Regions from separate parts of the Homo sapiens genome. Here region 2 is linked to region 1. A link is a loop called in an ENCODE intact Hi-C map of the cell type or tissue named here. Cell type or tissue: ascending aorta. All regions are shown on one strand. Each heading gives the region's core, and the rest is flanking DNA. Links, peaks and the distances in the headings are about the cores only.

Region 1 (10,318 bases), core at 4,011-6,510:
AGCATTGCCACGGCCACCTGGGTGCTTTCAGTGCTTGCTGATGCGGCAGAGGCTGTGGCTCACCTGGCTCCAAAATTTCTGGGTCCTGTGGTGACTACATTTCCTCAGTCTGGATGGCTGTGTGGAAAAAGAAGCTTAGTGGTAAGGCCTAAGGAAGAAGGAGCAGGGGCGATGCTTGCCAGCCTGAGATGGGCCTGTAGGCCTGTGGGCCAAGGACCTGCCATCTGGAGCATTTGGCAAAGTTGAGGGGCCCATGTGTCTTCGAGACCCGAATCTCAGGCTGAACAGGGCTCCGCCCTGGACCCACCTGAGCTGCACTGCCCTGCTGACGGTCAGGTGCGGCCTGGAGGTCCCGATCAAGGTTGAGGGTGGGTGGCTGAGGGCAATGGGAGTAGAGCTTAGGGTCCCTGCTAACAAGGAAGTGGAGGCAAGAAAGGGATCCTAGTTTTCAACATTTGAAATTTTGGAGGACACAGACTTTCATTCTATTACATTGAGAAATCCTGCTCTATTCCATGTTGACTCTAATGAAAAGCAATTCATCAGACAAAATAAATGCATCCATGACCCCATGGGGAGTCAGATTGGGCTTAAGAGAAGTCCTAGGGGCTTGGGGCCATTCATGAGCCACTGGCATTGGTAGGATAGAAAGACTATTCTGTCTAGTCCCTGACCTGCCTTTGATCGTATGGTTCTTACTCTACTGCATCCACCCGGTCCTTCTGTCTCTTCTCCACCTTTCCTTTTCTTCAGTAGACTCTAATTTAGCTTGGGGAAGGCAACCCAGAAAGCTCCAGCATTTTCTAACCTCTTTTCTAATTAGAAGATAGAGTTAGCATATAAGAAGCTGCAAGTTTCAACTTGACAATATCTCTAGAACTGAGAACAGGGCCAAAAATGTCACCCTCTGAAATTGACAGTAAAATAGATGAGATTATTCACTGTGATAATCTTCCCAGAAAATAACCCACCTAAGAAATTCTTGGTAAGTGTGCTGCTAAGCCTTGGCTGTTTCCTAATCTCAGCCAGGGTCCAAGAATGCCTCCCTGTAAAGAAAAGCATTTAAAACGTAACTTGTGCATTAAACTAGTAATCTAGGAAATTATAAAGTGTTTGCCTTGGGGAAGTGTTCTAATGGGGGACACTTTTAATGGGTCTTAAGTGTAACTGCCTATAATTGTTGGGGATGCTTTGTGTTTTTGTTTTTCTATCTCTCAACATAACAAATATTAGGAGAGAGGAACCAGGTTTATTTTACTGGTGTCTGGCAGCAAAGGCATGGATGAGTCACTGCTAGTGAAGGGTAGGAATTAGTGGTGTGTGTGTATGGGGGTGGCGGATGGTCACAGAAGTCTTTTCCTTGGTAAAGTGGTTTTAATCAGAAGCCCATAAACCTTGGTTGTGTGCAAAATGTGTGTGTATTTGTGTGCATTTTTTCTGTAAAATGTGTCTGTAGCATTCAAAGGGTTCTCTGACCTCCAAAAAGTAAAACCCCTGCCTTGGTGATTAGAACATAGCTACCAGGGACAATGAAATAGAAGATAACCCAGGAAAGGCAAGGGAAGTGAGTGCCTCGTAGGAGAGAAAGGGTTCATTTTGAGCTCACATTTATTGATTGTGCATGCAGAAGGCCTCTTTACATACATAAATAAGGTTCCTAATTTTATAACAAATATTGGGAGCCCAGCATGCAGTGGAAGGATGAACTGTGAGAAAACATCAAGGCAGAACAAATCCAGCCTGGTGGATGCTGGAGAAAAGTACAAAGGGTGATGAGAGGACTTGGAAAGAATGCAGTGTGGGGAGAGAAAGGGGGAGAGAGAGAGAGAGAGAATATGTGTGTGTGCACACGCATGCATGTGCACGCATGAATATGAGGTGGGGAAGATGAATATTAAGTTGTTCTACATATGTCAATATCCATGCTGAGTTTAGATTCCACAGATGCCCTGGGGTAGCCAATACTAAGAGAATGGTTCTGTAAAGCTGAGTTCTAGGAAGCTAACCAGACAATTAAGAAGGGATTCTTCTAACGTTCTTTTCAATTTTAAGTTACAGAAACCAACTTTAGCTAAAGGACTTAAAGGATACTGGACAATCCATAAATCCCTAGGAAAGAACTGAACAAGGAAGTCTGGGGAGGCAAGAAATTGGACAGTTTGGGGACTTCCACAGCAGGTGACCAACTCCAGTGACCTCGTTTCCAGATCTCTATATTTGGGTTTTAAATTAACAAGAGAGGAGTTAGCTGTTGGGACTTGTACCAGAGAAGGGGAAATCATGAGCCAAGGAATCACCTTGGTTGTTGACCAAAGTCATTATCATATTGGTTTAGAGCAGGTGTCCTATCTTGAAAAGTGTGCGAGACTAATACCCAAGTCTTCTGATTGCCACTTACACGCAGCATGCTCTCAAGGCACATTCACAATTTCTTAATATTTTAAAAACTAATTAATAGGGTTTGGGTAGGAATAGAGTGGGGGACTTTCAGGCAAAGGGAACAAAAAGTGCAGTGGCCTTCAGGTAGGATGAACTTGGCATCCCAGAAATAGAAAAGGCTCTTGTGGCTAGAGAATTATCTGCAAGGAGTAAAGAGTAGAAGAAGGGCATTCAGAGGCTTGATTGCATCATGGTGAGAAGTTCAGAGGTTTTTTTTTTTGTTTGCTTGTTTATTTTCCTATGTGCAGCCGAAAGCCACTGAAGAGATTTAAGCAGATATGAATTACATTTTTTGAAAAACACTCCAGCTGCTCAATGGAGAATGGATTCTGTGAAGGCTTGAATAAGAGTGACAGTACTAGAGATGGTAAGAAGTGGGTTGATTCAGCATGCATTTTTGTATCTTGGGGAGAGAACTGGCAGAACTTGTTGACGGATTTGGTGTCAGGGAAAAGAAAAGGGAAATCCAAAGTGGGTGCTAGGCTTTTGGCTTGGGCAACTAGATGGATGGTAATGTTCTTCACTGAATTATGAAGACTGATGGAAGGAGTAGTTTTAGGGAGGAAGACGGTTTGGAATCGATCGTGTCAAGTGTGAGATGTCAGCAGTCTTAGTGAGGAAGTCAGAGGGACAGTCAGATATATATTTGGGAATCACCAGATTATAAATGTTGCTTAAAGACAAGGGCCTGGGTGGGATTGCTTGGGGGGCCTAAGACCGAGCTCTGGGCACTGTAATATTAGATAATCTAGCTGGGCAGCAATGGGCAAAGGAAACTGGGGAGAAGTCAGTTAAGTCAGAGAAATGCTGTATTATTTTTAAAGTGTGGGATTTTTTTTTTTATTTTTTTTGAGACAGAGTCTCACTCTGTTGCCCAGGCTGGAGTGGAGTGCAGTGATACCATTATGGCTAACTTCAGCCTTGACCTCCTGGGCTCAAGCGATCCTCCTGCCTCAGCCTCCCAAGTGGTTAAGACCACAGGTGCATGCTGCCATGCCTGTCTAATTTTTGTTTTTTGATTTTTTGTAGAGATGAGGTCTCACTTTGTTGCCCAGGCTGGTTTCAAACTCCTAGGCTCAAGCTATCCTCCTGCTTCAGCCTCCCAGAGTGTTAGGATTACAGGTGTAAGCCACTGCACCCGGCCAAAGTTTGGGCTCTTAATTTATAGTTCTTTATAGATGTTTGTAATTTCTCTATATGATAGTTTATTTTGGACACTTGTGTTGTTTATGAATCTATTCTCATAGTAGTCTAGTAAATGTTACACACTTTGCAGCTCTAGATTTTTCCTTGCTTAAATTGTTGGCAAAATCTCTCTAGTTTTATCTTTCTGTGTGTTTGAGGGGCTGGGAGCCATCCCCTGTTAACTGGGCATGGAAGGAAGGCCAAGTCTGCCATTAAGTCTCTTTTTGAGCCTGTATATATTTGCATAAGGTCCATTAACTATATTAAGTGGTCATAGATAAACCAGATACTTATAGGCAACTCTAATAAACTACATGCAGCTTTGTAGATTATTTGCAATAAAATTTTAATTTTAACAATCCTTTAATTGTTAAATTAAAGCCTGCCTAAGCTCTCTTGTAGTATTTTGCATATGTCTGGGGTGGATCTCTTTATTGGCTTTTGGCATATGCGTTTGGTTTAAAGCAGTCCAAGCAAAACATAAGTAGAAAGGTAGGCTTACTGATTATATATGGTATATATATTTACACACACACACACACAGAGTAAACAGCCATAAGAACTATGTCCAGCTCTTTCTAATATAGCTAAGTAACTGTAACAGTCAGTTAGTCCACCTGAGGACCCCAGCTTTATTTTTTAAGTAAAAATAAAAATCTTACTTGTTATCAAAACAATATGTTCCTTATAGTAAAACAGAAGCAAAATTTTTAAATAGGAAATTTGGAACACAATAATCATAACTCCACCATCCAGGGATAACCACTGTTAATATCTAAGGTTGTATTCTTCCAGATCATTGTATATATACTGTAGAGTTTGGAGTCATACTATTCATTTTAATTTAAAATAAACTTAAAAAAAACTTAGCAATGTATTGTGACTATCTTTCTTTCTTTCTTTTCTTTTTCTTTTTTTCTTTTTTTTTTTTTTGGAGACAGGATCTTATTCTGTCACCCAGGCTGGAGTGTAGTGGCACAATCATAGCTCACTGCAGCCTCAACCTCCTGGGCTCAGGTGTTCCTCCCACCTCAGCGTGTCAGGCAGCTGGGATTACAGGTGTGCGCCACCATACCCAGCTAAGTTTTGTTTTTGTTTTTGTTTTTTTGTTTTTTGTTTTTTTTGAGAGATGGCATTTCACCATGTTGCCAAGGGGGGTCTCACACTCCTGGGCTCAAGTAATCTGCCTGTCTCAGCCTCCCAAAGTGCTGGGATTACATGAGTGAGCCACTGCACCCAGTCCCTATCTTTCCTTCCTTCCTCCCTCCCTCTCTCCCTCCCTCTCTCTCTCTCTCTTTCTTTCTTTCGACAGAGTCTCACTCTGTCACTTAGGCTGGAGTGCAGTGGCCCGATTTCTGCTCACTGGAACCTCCACCTCCCGGGTTCAAGTGATTCTCCTGCCTCAGCCCCCTGAGTAGCTGAGATCACAGGCATACACCACCATGCCCAGCTAATTTTTGTATTTTTAGTGGAGATGGGGTTTCACCATGTTGGCCAGGCTGGTCTCAAACTCCTGGCCTCAAGTGATCCACCTGCCTTGGCATCCCAAAGTGCTGGGATTATAGGCGTGAGCCAACGTGCCCAGCTGGGCCCCTATCTTTTAATAATAATAAATATTCTTCAAGACTTTCTACAGACTTTAAATGACCGCCAAGAATTTCACAGTATGAATGTACGAATTTAGCTATTTATCAGTGTTCGCATTGTTTCTGGTTTTTGTTTTTGTTTTTGTGTTCTGCTAGTGTGTCAATAATGCCATCCTGGCTGGCTGTGGTGGCTCACGCTTGTAATCCCAGCGCTTTGGGAGGCTGAGACAAGAGGATTGCTTGAGGTCAGAAGTTTGAGACCAGCCTGGGAAACATACGGATACCTTGTCTCTATTAAAAAACAAAAATTAGCCAGGCATGCTGGTGTGTACCTGTAGTCGCAGCTACTTGGGAGACTGAGCCTGGGAGATAAGGCTGCAGTGAGCTATGATTGTACCACTGCACTCCAGCCTGGGTGACAGAGTGAGACAATGCTTCAAAAAAATAATGATATCCTTGCAATTAAATCCTTGTATACAGTATATTCCTATTTCCTTAGTCTAAACTTTGAGAAGTAGACTTGCTGAGTCAAAGAGTTCTGACGCATATTGCCAAATTTTTCTACAGGCTGAATTAATGTCCACTTCTACCAAAAATAAATGCCTTTGTTAACACTGGGTCTCAAAAACAATTTCAAAAATGTTTGTCAAATCAATAGGGAAAATGGTATCTCATCAGTGGTTTAATTTGTATTTATTTGATTACTTGTGAGGTTGAATGTTTTTGTCTTACACTTGTTAGCTATTGGCATTTCTAATTTAATGACTTGCTTTTCTATATCCTGTACTCAATATTCTCTGAAGATGCTTGTTATTGATTTGTAGGACCAGTATCTCTATAAATGGATATTGAGTCTATGTGTTTTAAATATTTTTTCTAGTCTGCCATTGGCCTTTTATTTTTTGATCTGAAATGGTTAAAAAATATATGTAATTTAGGCCAGTTTTTCTTTTTGTGATTTCTCTGTTGCTATTTTTAAAATGTTGTTATTGTAGACATTATTTTTTGATACATATTTGTATGTATTTATAGGGTACAAGTGCTATTTTGATACATGCATGGAATGTGTAGTGATCAAGTCAGGGCATTTAGGATATTCACCACCTCAAACATTTATCATTTCTTTGTATTGGGAACATTTCAAGTCTTCTCTCCCAGCTATTTTGAAATATACAAGGTATTGTTGTTAACTATAGTCACCTCACTCTGCTATCAAACTTTACAGCTTTTTCCTTTCGTCTAAGTGTTTGTTTTTACTCATTAATCAACCTCTTTTCATCCCCCCCATCCACATACACACCCTTCCCGCCCTCTGGTATCTATCATTCTACTCTCTAACTCCCTGCGATCAAATTTTTTAGCTCTCACATATGAGTGATTTGTCTTTCTGTGCTTGGTTTATTTCACTCGACATAATGACCTCTAGTTCCATCCATGTTGCTGCAAATAATAGGATTTCATCCCGTTTTTTATGGCCAAATAGTATTCCATTGTGTATATATACATTTTCTTTATCCATTTTCCCCTTGATGGACACAGTTTGCTTCCATATCTATGCTATTGTGAATAGTCCTACATTAAATATAGGAGTGCAGATACCCCTTTGATACACTGATTTCCTTTCCTTTGGATAAATACCCAGTAGTGGAATTGCTGGATTGCATGGTAGGTCTACTTTAAGTTTTTCGAGAAATCTTCATACTCTTATCGTAGTAACTATGCTAACTTACATTCCCGCCAACAGTGTATAACAGTTCCCCTTCTCCACATCCTTGTCAGCATTTGTTTTTTTCCCTGATAATAGCTATTCTAACTGGGATAAGGTGATATCTCATTGTGATTTTGACTTGCATTTCCCTAATTAGTGGTGTTAAGCATTTAAAAAATATACTTATTGTGTATTTGTATGTCTCCTTTTGAGAAATGTCTATTCCGATTCTTTGCCCACTTTTAATATAATTATTTGTTTTTTTTTGGTATTGAGTTGAGTTTCTTGTATATTTTAGATATTAGTCCCTTGTCAAATGAATAGTTTGCAAATATTTTCTTTTGTTATTTTTGAGAAAGCATTTCCCAACTTGAAATTATATAAATACTTTCCTATATATATATTTTCTACTGCTTGTTTAGTTCCATTTTTTGCTTTAAATCATTACCCTGTAGACTTTATTTGGTATAATACAAGAAGTAGAAATTTAATTTAATTTATTTCAAATGATTCACTATTCAAAGATTAATCAATTTTTTATACCATTTCACATTACTTCTGCTATATTTGCAGATTAATTATAAAGGGAAGCACTGATCAAAAGTTGCACACTGGAGGCCCATGGCCATATCTAGCCTATGAATATATTTAGTTCAGAATATTTTTGAATTAGTTATCTGCATCTAAAAATCAGAAAGTTTTATACAAGAATCTGTTTTTACAAATTCTCCTTAAAAATCAGAATATCTGGCAACTCTAGACTCACAGTCTCCCTTGACAAAAATGTGCAGGAGCTGGGAGGCAATTGCTTCCCATCATCAGGAAAGGTCCCCACCAGTGTACTTTATTCATTTTTGTTGTCTGCCTAATCCCTGAAGGCATTTCAGGATGCTATTAAGTTTTGTATATTTATTTTGCAATTGGACACATTACACGAATTCTCTAATTAGTACTAACTGTTTTGTGGCTAATTTTCTTGGGGTTTCAAGTAATTATATCATCATGCAAAAAATTATAATTTTATCTTCTCTTTCCAAAATATATACTTTCTAATTCTTTCTTCTCGCCTTATTACAGTTGCCTAAAAATTTCTCACATTTTGAATAATCGTTATGACTGTTAATTTTAACTTTAATTTTTAACATGAGGAGATTGAGAGATGCCTAAATGGCTGGTTTGTTTCTGGGTGTGTCTGTTTCCAGGAGAGATTGGTGGGTGAGTCAGTGGACTGAGAGAAGAAGACTTGCCCTCGATGGGGGCAGGCATTGTCCAACTGGTTGGGGGCCTGGTTGGAACAAACAGGAGAAAGACAGCAGATTCTCTGTCTCTGCTGTCTTTCCTCTGGAGTGGGAGGCTTTTCCTCCTCTTGCCCTTGGACATCAGGCTCCAGGTTCTTTGGCTTTTGGACTCTGGGACTTGCACCAGTGACCTCCCAGGGCTCTCAGGCCTTTGGCCCCAGACTGGAGGCTGCACGGTCAGCTTCCCTGGTTCTGAGTTCCCTGGTTCTCTTTAGCTTACAGGTGGCTGGTCGTGGGACTTTGCCTCTGTGGTCATGTGAGCAGCCAATTCCCTCATAAATCCCCTCTCATATCCTACTGGCTCTGTTTCTCTGAAGAACCTTGACTAACACAAGGCTCATAATAGCAGGCATCTTTATACGGTACCTAATTTTAATGGGAATGCCCCTTGTGCTTGACTTTTAGGTATGAAGTAAGCATTTTTTTATTGTGTCAAGGAAGTATACTTTTTATAGTTCTCTGATGTTTTGATTTTGTATTAATATCAGTAATATATGTGGAATTTCATCAGACCAAATGACTCTTCAATATCTATTGATATTATCCTGTGACTTCTCTAAATTTAATACATTATAATAAGAGATTTTTCTAAGGGTTTATATGCTTCACATAGTTTAAGCCATGTATGTATTTTTATTATGAATCCTACCAATGTCTAACACTACTTAATAAACCCTAATAATATCCTTCTTAATCTAATTTGCTAGAATAAATCCAGATAAATATTATTTTATTAAGTTTGTCTGGCACTCCTCATATTGGCCCCATTATTTCTATATGTGGTCATTTTCCTCCATTTTCTCATCCTTACAATGGGAGGCTTATGCCTGTCCAGCATGGGAATGGGTAAGTGTTCTCTCAGAGATTATGCATCCCTGTGAAAGCCTTTCAGTCTTGGCACAGGAAATAAGTTTATATTTTGTTGACCTTAACCACCTTAGAAGTGTCTTGGTGTATGAGAAGTAAGAAGAGAGGTGGCCATAGGTAGGCAGCCTCATCTCTGGCTGAAGGGCTCCTCCTGGGATTGTCACAGCAGCTGAAGCCCACCGGGGCAGGCAGCAGTACCCCTCCAGCCAGCATGGCGGCCCTCCCCAAGAGCAAACCTCATCAGAACCTCTGCTCCATTCTCCATGCCTTCTGTGCTGTGAACAAGTCTTGAGCATCCCTGGGACCACCCGGCCCTCCTTGAGAGCTCCAGCACCTGTTTCCTTCTCAAGGTGGTGGTGGAGTTTGAATTTGACACTGCCCTCAACAAAATGACAGTCTTATGATCGTCACTCATCTCTGGTCCCGTCACACCAAGGAGTGGAGTGTTTGTCCTCTTCTTTTGCATAGGTCATTTCAGCTGCAAGTTACGAAGGGAGAGTGTTAAATGCATTGACTCAGATTGTCATGCTGAATTGGAAACACTGGCTATTCCACTTGTATTGACTCTCAAGTTGAAAAGTGGGCCTTTTGTGCATTCAGCATGCCTCCCAGAGCCTAGCAAGGAGGGTAGAGATGGATAGGCAGCTTCTTTTTTCCAATCCATACTTGAGAAAATTTCAGCTGCATCAGCAGGTTACAAGGGAAACTACCTGAATGCCACCTGGGATTTATAGCCACCTGGGGGATAAGCATTTGTTTCTAATGTGGAATAAGATAATCTTTTCCTCCTAGCCTCTGGACAATAGAAAGGGAGTCTGACCATTTGCCAAACACATTGTGGAAGGGGAAAGTACGTAGAACTGGAGATTGGACAATGTCCTTAATACTCTTCCTTTACAGAAATTCTGTGACTAGTGTTTTATTTGACTAGAGATGGAGGGCTCCATCTCTCTAATCTTGAAGTCCTGAGATATGTGCCTGCTTGTTCAATGTCACCTAAGGCTTTTTAGTCAGTGTTGAAGGATGGGGCTGTCTTATGATCACACAGATATGTTTTATTGTCTTAAGGGCCTGACAAATCAGGGATACCTTCTAGTTAAATTCCTCTTTAAGGGCCTGAAGTCTCCTTAGTACTCAGCATGCAGTTCAGATGTTTCCCTTTCTCCTGGGAAACAAATAGGATTCTCAAATTGTGACTTTGTTAATTGTTCTTAAGCAAATTGCATTAAAATTTA
Region 2 (10,318 bases), core at 4,910-7,409, 850 kb after region 1:
CTTCTTTCTGTCAATAAATACTTTTTAATTGAACTTCTACTAAAAACTAATACTGATTGGAATGACTTCTAAAAGACTGAGTTTCTTCAAAGCATGTTATTATTGGTTTAGTCTTTTTTTTCTTTTTAAATAGTGATACAAAATACAAACCAACCCAACAAAAGCCCCCAAATCTTCTGGCCCAGAGACCCCACTGACACTTTTAAGACATTAATTTATTTATAAAGTTAAAATATTCAAACTATAAATGGAAACAAACTGAAAACCCTCCTCTTTCCCAGAGTTGCCATATTGCACAACTCCAGGGGGCATTGTTCAAATTGGAGTTGTGCAAAGCAGCAGCACTGCCTCCCACGGCTTACCAGAAAGCAGATAAAGTCAAGGTAAATATCTACCAAATTAAATCACCCTATATATACATATGACTTAGGCATGAGAATTTCTAGACAAGTTAAATTTATTATTAGCAATAACTATTAAGGGTCAAATTATATACTAAGTTCTTTACATTTATTATCCGTCTTAATATTCACAAGCATGCTGGTCAGTATTCATTACCCTATTTTACAGATGATGACAGTGAGGCTTGAAGAGGCAAAATGACTGGTACAAGAGCACAAAGATGGTAAATGACAGACTCAGGTTTCAAATACAGGTTGTCTTACTGCAAACTCTAAATTTTCAGTCATTACACTTAGCCAAGAAGGCTTCTCAGAGAAGAGGTCATATAAGTTTGGTTCTGAAGGAAAGATGGGAGTTGCATGATACTAGAAAAGAGAATGGCCTATGAGACTGTAGATGAACTCAGATCAATATGGAAGGAGATACTCCAAGGGGAAAGGGAGCTAGAAACTAGATTGCAGAGGGAAATGAGTAAAAGTTGAGAGAGTAATGGGGGAGTAAAACAAATATGAGCAGAGACCAGGGACATTTTTTTGTGATAAATTCAGGCAAAAATAAAATCATGTAATAAATAAATGTGTCACTGTTCCTCCAGCTACAGGCTGATTGATGTACTATGGAAAGACAGTAGACACACATAATCATCTGCAAACCAAAATACACATTTTCAGTTACATGGCTATCAGTCGCTTCTCCAACGAAATATCTCTGTATTCTTTCCCTTAGATTCTGTGCTCCAGCAATATCAAATGGCTTGTAATTTCCCAAACACACTATGTTGTTTCATGCCTCAGTGTCTTTGCACATACTATTTTCTATACCTGGATTGCCCATCTCATTAAGCCTGATGAAACTTGTGCTCATGTTTATCCATCCAAACTTTGATGAGGTGTTGCCTCTCTTTGAAGCTTCCTATCTACATATAATCACTCCTTGCTAGGTGCTACCACTGTATTGAATATATATCTCCACTGTTACACTTCTTTGTGTTGCAGTGATTTGTCTATGTTTTTCTCCTCCATGTGCTCTTTGAGGGCAGGAATGATATTTTGTGAATCTCATTTATCCGAGTGCTTTGTGTAGAAACTGAAAAAGTATAGATTCTTAGTTAATTCTGAGGTAATCCCAAATGATATGTCTGTAAATACATAGGCTTGACAAATCATTTTATTCCCAGAAGCACATACATGCATATAACTACACTTCATTGGCATACCCCCTGCAGCTATATATGCATGTGATCACATTGATATAATATGCCCCAAAATAAAGTAACTGATCCTAATATACAAATATTTTCATCCACTTACCTGAAGTACGTTTTATAATTTTTGGAATTGATTTTAGAACCTGCCACAGCCTTTTGCATGACTTCAGTTGTGGAGAATGTTTATCCTTTGAGTCTGGCTTTTAATTTAATAAATAGCCAGACATCTTTGAGATTCAAGCCTTATGGATAAGTTGGTGGTTCGTGTTGTGTAATATTAACAAATAAGACTTGGCTGTAAAGTAATAGTAAATGACTTATAAGCTAACTTATTTGTTGGTTCTTAAGGCAGTTACCAAATAGGAGTTCTAGAAAGTTTCCGAGCAGCGTCATTCTGGTATATTTGTTAGTATAAACAAAATCAAGCAAAAGTCTTATAATTTTATATCATGCCTGGGAAACAAATGTGTTTGTGTATAAGAACACAAAAAGTTATTATGTCCAGAAGAGAACTTCTTGATCATTTATTCATTCATTTATAGTTTTATTTTATTTATTATTTACTATTTACTTACTAAAAATATTAATTTATTATTATTATCATTTTTGAGATGAGTCTCACTCTGTTGCCCAGGCTGAAGTGCAGTGGTGCAATCTCGACTCACTACAACTCCTGCCCCCCTGGATTCAAGCGATTCTCCTGCCTCAACCTCCCGAGTAGCTGGGATTACACATGGATGCCACCACGCAGGGCTAATTTTTGTATTTTTAGTAGAGAGGGGGTTTCACCATGTTGGTCAGGCTGGTCTCAAACTCCTGACATCAAGCGATCCACTTGCCTCAGCCTCCCAAAGTGCTGGGATTACAGGAGTGAGTCAACACGCCTGGCGATTTATTTCATTTTATTTTTTGCGTGTCTATGTGCCTGCACAATGCTAGTTGAAATTGTTTTGACCTGGATGTTTTGTTGCAGCCTATTAAAAAATTTATAAGCTCCTAGCTTTTAAAAATATATAGAATAAAACATTCAGCGGGTGGTCTTACCCTTATTCCCAATTACCACCCCATTTTTGAGACTCATTTTAGCTGTGAAGGATAATGCGAGGGTTGGGGATAGGATAATATTTGGGGATGCAAAATACTTGGTAATTAAGACCAATCTGACAGTCATGGTTTTCTTTTCAGAATCATAAAATAGAAGTGGATGTTAAAAAATGCTACAACAAAATGTCAACGTCTGGTGCTAGTCACTTGAGAACACAAAGATGAGTAAGTCATGAAATCTACCTTCAAGGAACTCATAGTTCAGTAGAGAAGATAGGCTTGCGAACACACAATCACTACATCATGTGATAAGTGCTACAGTAAAATTATGTATAAGGCACAGTGAGAGAAGAGAGGAGGCAAAGAGTAAATTTGTGAAAAACCTTAAGACTAGGTGTGGGGCAGGTTAAGGGATGAAAGACATTACAAAAGAGGGTATGGCATATGCAAAAACACTAAAACAGGAAGCAGCATGGTTAGTTGTGGCTAAATTTTGAAAGGAATTTATGCTAGAGATTGCTCTTTATTCTGCAGACAAGGAGTCAAGGAAGGATTTTAAGCAGGGAAATGTCAGTGCCAGATTTACATTTTAGAGCGATAACTCTGGCAGTAGTGGATGGATGGATTGGAGGGATACGCATCATTTGATACAGAAGCCTGACCCTTCTGGAGACCCAAATCCAGTACCATGAGATTAAATAGGACCCAGTGAGTGTGGTCCTGTCTTAGCTCCTATGGGTAAGGTAGAGATAGCACGCAGAACACTGTTACAGGACCCAGACACCAATACGCAGGGTGGACAGTGCTGTAGGGCACACAGATGCTGACAACTGTGTGCAGCGACATAAGGTTTTGTAGAGTAAAGCGTGAAGGATTATGAGCACTGTCCCAGTTTGCCAGGGACTGAGTCGTTTTTCAGGACTTTCAGTGCTAACATCGGGAAAGTCCTGAGCAAACTGGGATGGTTGGTCACCCTAAGCAGTTCCTGACAGAAAAAGCCTTCCCTCAGTAGCACCTGTTACCCAGACCATCTCCCTGGCAACGAGCTGGGGGTCATCTCTAGGGCAGATTGGAGGGGGAGGAAAGCCAAGTGAGGTTTTTTTTTTTTCCGTTTCAGGGGAGGGTAGAGGTGGGAAAGGGGTAGGGGGTGGTGAGTCAGAATAGCTAGGCCAATTGAATGGGAGGAGAGAGAAGAAGAAAGGCTAAGTAGGAGGCAGAATGTGGAGGTTTTTTTTCTTATCCAGGATCCTACCTTCATTATCTGAGATCTTGGGCTCTTTCTGGTGGTAAGGAACATTGCAGGCTCAAAACAGCAAGCATTACAAAGAGTGAATGTGAATATATTTAGCTTTTTATTTACCCATAGGTTTCATATGTTCATGCATGTATTTATGTATTCAGCATTAATGGAGTGCCTACTATGCACTTGGCACCTTGCTTATGCTCTATCATTTAGTCTTATGCACAACCACATGACTTGTAGGTAGTATTATTCTCATTTTACAGATGAGGAAAATGAGGCACAGGAATTTTGTAACTTCCTACAAGTCACACCTTAACTGGTGGGGCTGAGATCTTAATTTAGGTGTGTCTCTAAAACTTGGTCATGCCAGTAAACCAGCATACCCATCTGTGCCTGATCCAAACAGTTACCTGGAGCCACCTGTTACAAATGATACAGATGCTTAGGATATTTCGGTTCTAGGTTAACAATAAAGATTGCTGACCATAGTGCTAACAGGTGCTCCCAGGTGATTCCTATGCCCTGACAAGCCTGAGAAATGACTCACCATAGCCTGGGTCTACTGACAAGAGCTCATTAGCTCCTGAGGGAACCATACGTGTAAGTAGCTCATTAGAACACAGTTGTGTTAAGGTGTAAAACCAAAAAATATCACTGAGTCTTTCAACAAATTTTCTTGACTCTTCCTCTCCAGCAATTGCTGACCTTGTTTGTAAGATCCTGTGTAATCTGGCGTTTCCCTATCTCTCTAACCTCATGTAACCCCATGGCCACAGTATCTGTTTTTTGTTTGTTTGTTTGTTTTTTGTATCTCCACCACATCAAGCCCATTCCCATTCTATGCCATTGCACTGGCTCTTCCTTCTGAACCAGAACGCTCCTGCCCTGCTTCATGCTAAGCCACTTCTGCTTTTACATCTCAGCCTAAATTAACTTCCTCAAAAAGGCCATCTCATTCCCTTGCAATCACTTGTCATTTTCTTCTATTTTCCTAATAATTTATCTTTTGTTTATTATTGTCTTTATTCCTTCTCCCAGTAAATGTAAATTCCATGAGGAAACAAACCCTGTCAACTTTGATCAAAGTCGAGTTGCCAGGAACTTAGGGGATATTGCACATAACAGTAGCTGGCACATAATAGGTGCTTATTAAATGCTGGTTTATTTAGAGAAGAGCGTTCACATTCTTTGATTTTACACTTTGATTTTTACAAGCAAGAACTTTTGTCTTAGGTCCAAAGTAAACCTCCTACTGCCATTTAAGACTTTTTTCCTCTGGTTCATGAAATAAGATATCTCTTTCTTTTTATGAGCCTCTATATAATGTCCCTCTAGAGGATTTAAGACTGTTATTAAATTGCCCCTTAACCTCCTCTACATTAGGTGAAATGTCCTAATTCTTAACCTTCTGCCATTTCTTTTATCATTTTAGTACTTTTTCTCTGATCCTTTTCACTTAAATAGTTTTGTTCAGGACAGGTCCAGTAGGTGAGTGAGGCTATGGCTGATGGTCATGAGTTGAACATGATAAGCTATGATATGCTATTCCATGCCCTCTTGTATGTTTTTTACTGTTCTTTATTTTTAACCTGTTTCTTTTCAGATTATTTTTAATCTGTTTCTTGTGGTGCATTTTGGTCTTAAAATCTTTTTAAACCCTAAAATCCCAGAGCTTGCTATTACTGAAAGTAGTATGCCCTAGCAAGGTGACATCTGTTGAGGTTTGCCACCAGTTTCCAGTCCCAGGGCTTCCTTGTGGACCGCTGTGCCTGTGTGCCCATACCTGTCAGGCTGATGACTGCTGCTGCTATTCCTTGTGGCTAAGCCAAGAATGGATGCAGATACATTTGGTGTTCTCACCATGTTCACAAAAGGCCATAGCTTTTTTTCATGTGGACTGTGAAGGCCTAGGAACGACTGTGTGTGCTGCTTTGAGAAAGTTAACCAGGTTCTGGGCCCAGCTCCAAGGAGACACTTCTGACTCATTGGAAAGGCAGAAGAGTGCAGGAGAGTGAGAAAGCCTGGATTTAGAAAGTGGACTCATCTGGGCTTAAATACCAGCTGTGCCACTTATGTCATTTGAGATCAGTCTTTTCATGTGTTAAACATCAGACATTGTTATTGTCTATCTTGTAGGCTTATAAAGATTATTAAATGAGGACATTTATGTAAAACTCCTAGCATAGAACCCAATACATGTTTGTTAGTTACCTTTCTCTGTGACCTCTTCACCCTAGAGCAGGGAGATGTTCCTCTGTTTCTCTGAGTGTACCATAGAATCTTGCCCTGTGTTCACTGTCCGAGTATAAAGCACTGCTTGGATCTAGATTTTCAGTTCCAATAACTTTTTTCACTTTCGCCAAGGTCTCTCTGTTAACCTGCTCTCTGCTACCCTCGTGTGGCCACCCTGACCCTTTGTCATTCCTGATCCTCTGCTCCCTCAGTGTGGTGACTTTGCTGTAATGCAGCCTCTCCCAGACTTCTTGGCAGACCCAACTCCCACCTCCTCCAAGTTTTAACACACACTTGAAACATTTTTCAGTTTAATTTTAGTCTTCTCTTCTCAGGTAGTGTTATCTCAGTTCTTCTAACCTTTTCTCACTTCTTTTTAATATTTACCGATCTGTCAAAGACTGCATGAATTCTTTCCTGCATGTTGAGAGTTTGGACCCAGTGAGGTCTCCTCAAGCTTCAGATCACATTATCTGTTTCCTTGCTCAACACCAAGTTCTCTTTCCCATGAATGACGAAAAAACAAGTTGACCCTTGAACAACATGGATTTGAACTGTGTGGATCCACTTATACATGGATTTTTTTTTCAATAAATACAGTTTGCCCTCTGTATCTCCAGGCTCCATATCTGCAACCAAACAATATTCTCCGGATGGGCAAACTGCAGATAGGGAGGGCAGACTTTTTCTATATGCCAGTTTCCTGGTTCTGCTGGTTCCGCTGTTTTCACAGGGTCAATTGTAGATCTTGAGTATGTGCAGATTTTGGTATCCTGTGGCAAGGGTGTGGGCGTCCTGCAGCCAATCCCCAGCAGATACTGAGGGATGACTGTATTGTCGTAGATTATTTAATCATAAAAAGCTCTATTTTTCCCCCTGCAAACTCAAATCTGTTTAAGTTAATAAGGAAAAGTATACCTATTCTTGCCTTGTTAAAGGGTAATGATGGATCTTGGATAGACCCAGAATGTTAGCACTTCAAAGTGAGGATGTGTAGACAAAGAATATAACTGCTTTATCCCTTTCCTAATTGCATGGCATCTCTAGCACAGGGAATGAAGGATTATTTAGGATAGAATCAGTATACTGGTTTGAAAAGCTTTGTGGATGAAAAATAAGGGAAATCAATTTGATGAGATGGCTAGTTTAAACCAAATTTGGGAGGTGGGATTTGAAAACTAGACACTGAAGAGCTTTATCTTTATCCCAATGTCAGTTGGAAAAAAAATTGTAGCAGGACGTTATGTTGTTGAATTGGTATTTAAATATTAATTCTAAGATTCATTGTGGTAAAGATGGTAATTTTTAATTTATAAATTTGATGCAATACTATGCTAAATTCCAATAAGATATTTTATGGAACTTGACTAGCCTATTCTAACATTCCCTTGGAAGATAAAGTCAAGAGTAAATAGCCATAATTTTTTAAACACATGGGGCTAAGGGGGAGGATGATTTTCTAGCTATCCTAAGCAACTTTAAAATTATAGCAATTAAAACATGAAATCTTGGCACAGGAATACATAAATAGAACCATGGAGCAGAAGAGAGAGTGTAGTTACAAACCAACTTGGAAATTTAGTGTATGAAGAGTGCTACCTTCATTATATACTACACTTCTAATCAGTGACTAGAGGGTTGTACTGTTTAAAGACATTAGAATAATTGGTTATCTGTTTGTCAGTTGGTATGGGATAGGTTTAGCCTTTCCTTATGCCATATACGACAATATATTTCAGGTGGACTTGTGCTAAATTTTATAAACCAAACAACACTAAAAATGTTTGCAAAAACTGTCGAAAAATATACTTAATCTTAGAGTGGGAAAGACCTTCCTAAGCAAGACACAACACCTAGAGTCGATAAAGGAAAGGACCGATAAGATTTACTGCATAATTTTTAAAACTGATATAATTGCAGACCCATAGACAAAATGTAAAAGTAAGTCACAGACTGGGAAGATTTTATTTGCAATATATATGCCAAAGTATCAAAATTGCTAACATGCAAAATAGTCAGCAAATAAACATAAAAAAGACAAACAGTCCAAGAGAAAATTGGGCAAAGGATATGAGTATGAATTCTCAGAAAAAAAATACAGTTGTCTAATAAACATTTGAAAAGATGATCAACGGCATTTGGATTTTGAGAAATACAAGTTATAGCACCAAAGAGATCCTAGACTGTTAAAAAGCATCAAAGAACCCATCAGATTGTTAAAAAATTAAAATGATGGATAATACTCAGTGTTGGCAAGTGCTTAGGGAAATAGGCACCTTTATATATTGTTAGGGAGGATGTAAATTGGCACAGCCTTTTTGGAGATATTTTGGCAGAATGCATCAGAATTAAAAATAGAAATACCAGCAGTGCTATTTCTACAAATTATGCTATAGATCTGTTCACACATGAGTGCTCTGATTTATGTGCAGAGATATGCATCACATCATTTTTTTCCAGTAGTGAAAAATTGAAGACAACATAAATATTCATCAATAGTGAATTGGATAAATAGATTATGCTATATCATACTTTGTAATAACACATTGCAGTTAAAAAGAATGAGGTAAATTTATATCTACCAACATAGAAAGATACAGAAGGTATGTTGTTCAGTGAAAATACAAAGAAAATACACATACTGCTATCCCTTTTGTGTAAAATGGGAAAAAAGCATAAAACATATACATATGTGTATGTAAAATCTTATATGCATATAAATATGTGTTTAAGTAAATGAATAGTTACTTACTGGCTGTGTGACTTCAGGCAAGATACTTAACCGCCTCAGCATTTTTTTTCATTGTGTGGAAAATAGAGATAATTTTACATGACCCCTAGGGTGGTATGATGTGAAAATTAAATAAATTAATCTATTTAAATTGCTTTAAATAGCGCCTGGCACATAGTAGGCACTTGAGTGTTTCTATTGTTCAGATGCATATTAAACTTGGAAAATTATTTTCTGGGCCAGGAGTGAGACTTAAGTCATAAGGGGGACTATAATTGTCCATATTATATACTTCATATTTTTATAATGTGTGCCTATGTATTGAATGATTAATTTTTTTTAAATTAAATGCTTATTCTAAGAATATGAGTTAAAAGATGATTATAGAAATCCAGGAACAAAGTAAAAGAGTCCTGAGCAAGGGCAGTGGAATTGGGAATGGAAAAGAGGTGCTACGTTTGGTGTTGGTTATGGGAAGCAAGACAGAGGGAGAAGGCTGAGGCAGCTCTCAGTTTTGGCTTTTGAGTGACTTGGAAAATGCTGAACCATGAAAAGAAATAGTGGAATTAGGAGAAGCTTTTTGTGGGGTTTAGTATTTTGGAATGAAGGAGGATTAGTGTCTTACTTGAGGCTGCTAAAACAGAATACCATAAACTATGTGGCTTAAACAACAGACTTTGGTTTCTCACAGTTCTGGAGGCTGGGAAGTCCAAGATCAAGGTACTGGTGGATTTGATTCCTGTTGAGTGTCCTCTTCGTGGTTTGCAGACAGCCACCTTCTCAATGTGTCTTCACATGGTGGAAAAAGAGATTGTCTCCCTGTGTCTCTTCTTATAATGACACTAATTCCATTTATTAGAGTTCCACCTTCATGACCAAATCACCTCTCATAGGACTCACATCTAAATACATGAGGGATTAGAGTGTTAACATCTAAATTTGCAGGAGACATAATCAATTTGTAACAATTTTGTTAGATTACATTGAGTTTAAGCTGAGGGCAACCCATCAAGTAGGAAATATTGAATAGACTGGATATGAAAACTGGAGCTCTGGAGAAAGTTGAACGTTCTACCACTTTGAAGTAGACCAGCAGAAGAAGCCTAAAGTTCTCAGTGTCATTTTAAGAGTTCCCATCTAATACTTGCATTACAAAAATCAAGAACTGTGGTATTATAGGATGATATGTGTCTAGGAGGACAAAGACCTGTTCTAGTGGTTTTGATTGTTGATTCTTTTTCTTTGGTAAACATACATTGAACAACTACCATGTGCCAGGCACTGCCCAGACTATCAAGGGTAAAAAAACTCAAGTTTCTCTCTCTCTGGTAGGAACAGAGATTCACAAAATTGAGTACGTTACAGAGTGCTCAGTCCTCCGATAGCCATATGCACAGGGTGCAGTAATGGTGTGAAGATGGGTGTGATCCAGTCTGCTTGGGGTTGTGGTGGATGTCAG

Evidence for each region. A loop is a pair of places that touch in the nucleus more often than their neighbours do. Peaks named below come from ENCODE experiments on the same cell type or tissue, not always from the same donor. Only the 100,000 strongest peaks of a DNase experiment are listed, where the experiment ranks them.
Region 2: a loop joins it to region 1, with 4 times the contacts of the local background. A loop is called at or near these places in 18 of 110 quality-filtered maps.

What each region holds. Positions count from the first base shown.
Region 1 is chr1:160,010,099-160,020,416 of GRCh38, reverse strand. LOC124904436 (a long non-coding RNA gene) reads left to right here. Exons shown (of 4, transcript XR_007066682.1): 2 at 2,053-2,178; 3 at 2,688-2,806. It also overlaps the pseudogene RPL27AP2. Among named protein-coding and RNA genes, the nearest start is that of PIGM, 17 kb to the left of the region's middle. In ascending aorta, for the core only: no CTCF peak of the experiment used is centred there; no DNase peak of the experiment used is centred there.
Region 2 is chr1:159,157,181-159,167,498 of GRCh38, reverse strand. No RefSeq gene overlaps it. Among named protein-coding and RNA genes, the nearest start is that of CADM3, 9.3 kb to the left of the region's middle. In ascending aorta, for the core only: a CTCF peak has its summit at 6,306 (motif pointing left); DNase peaks (open chromatin) are centred at 5,847 and 6,318; H3K27ac peaks cover 584 bases.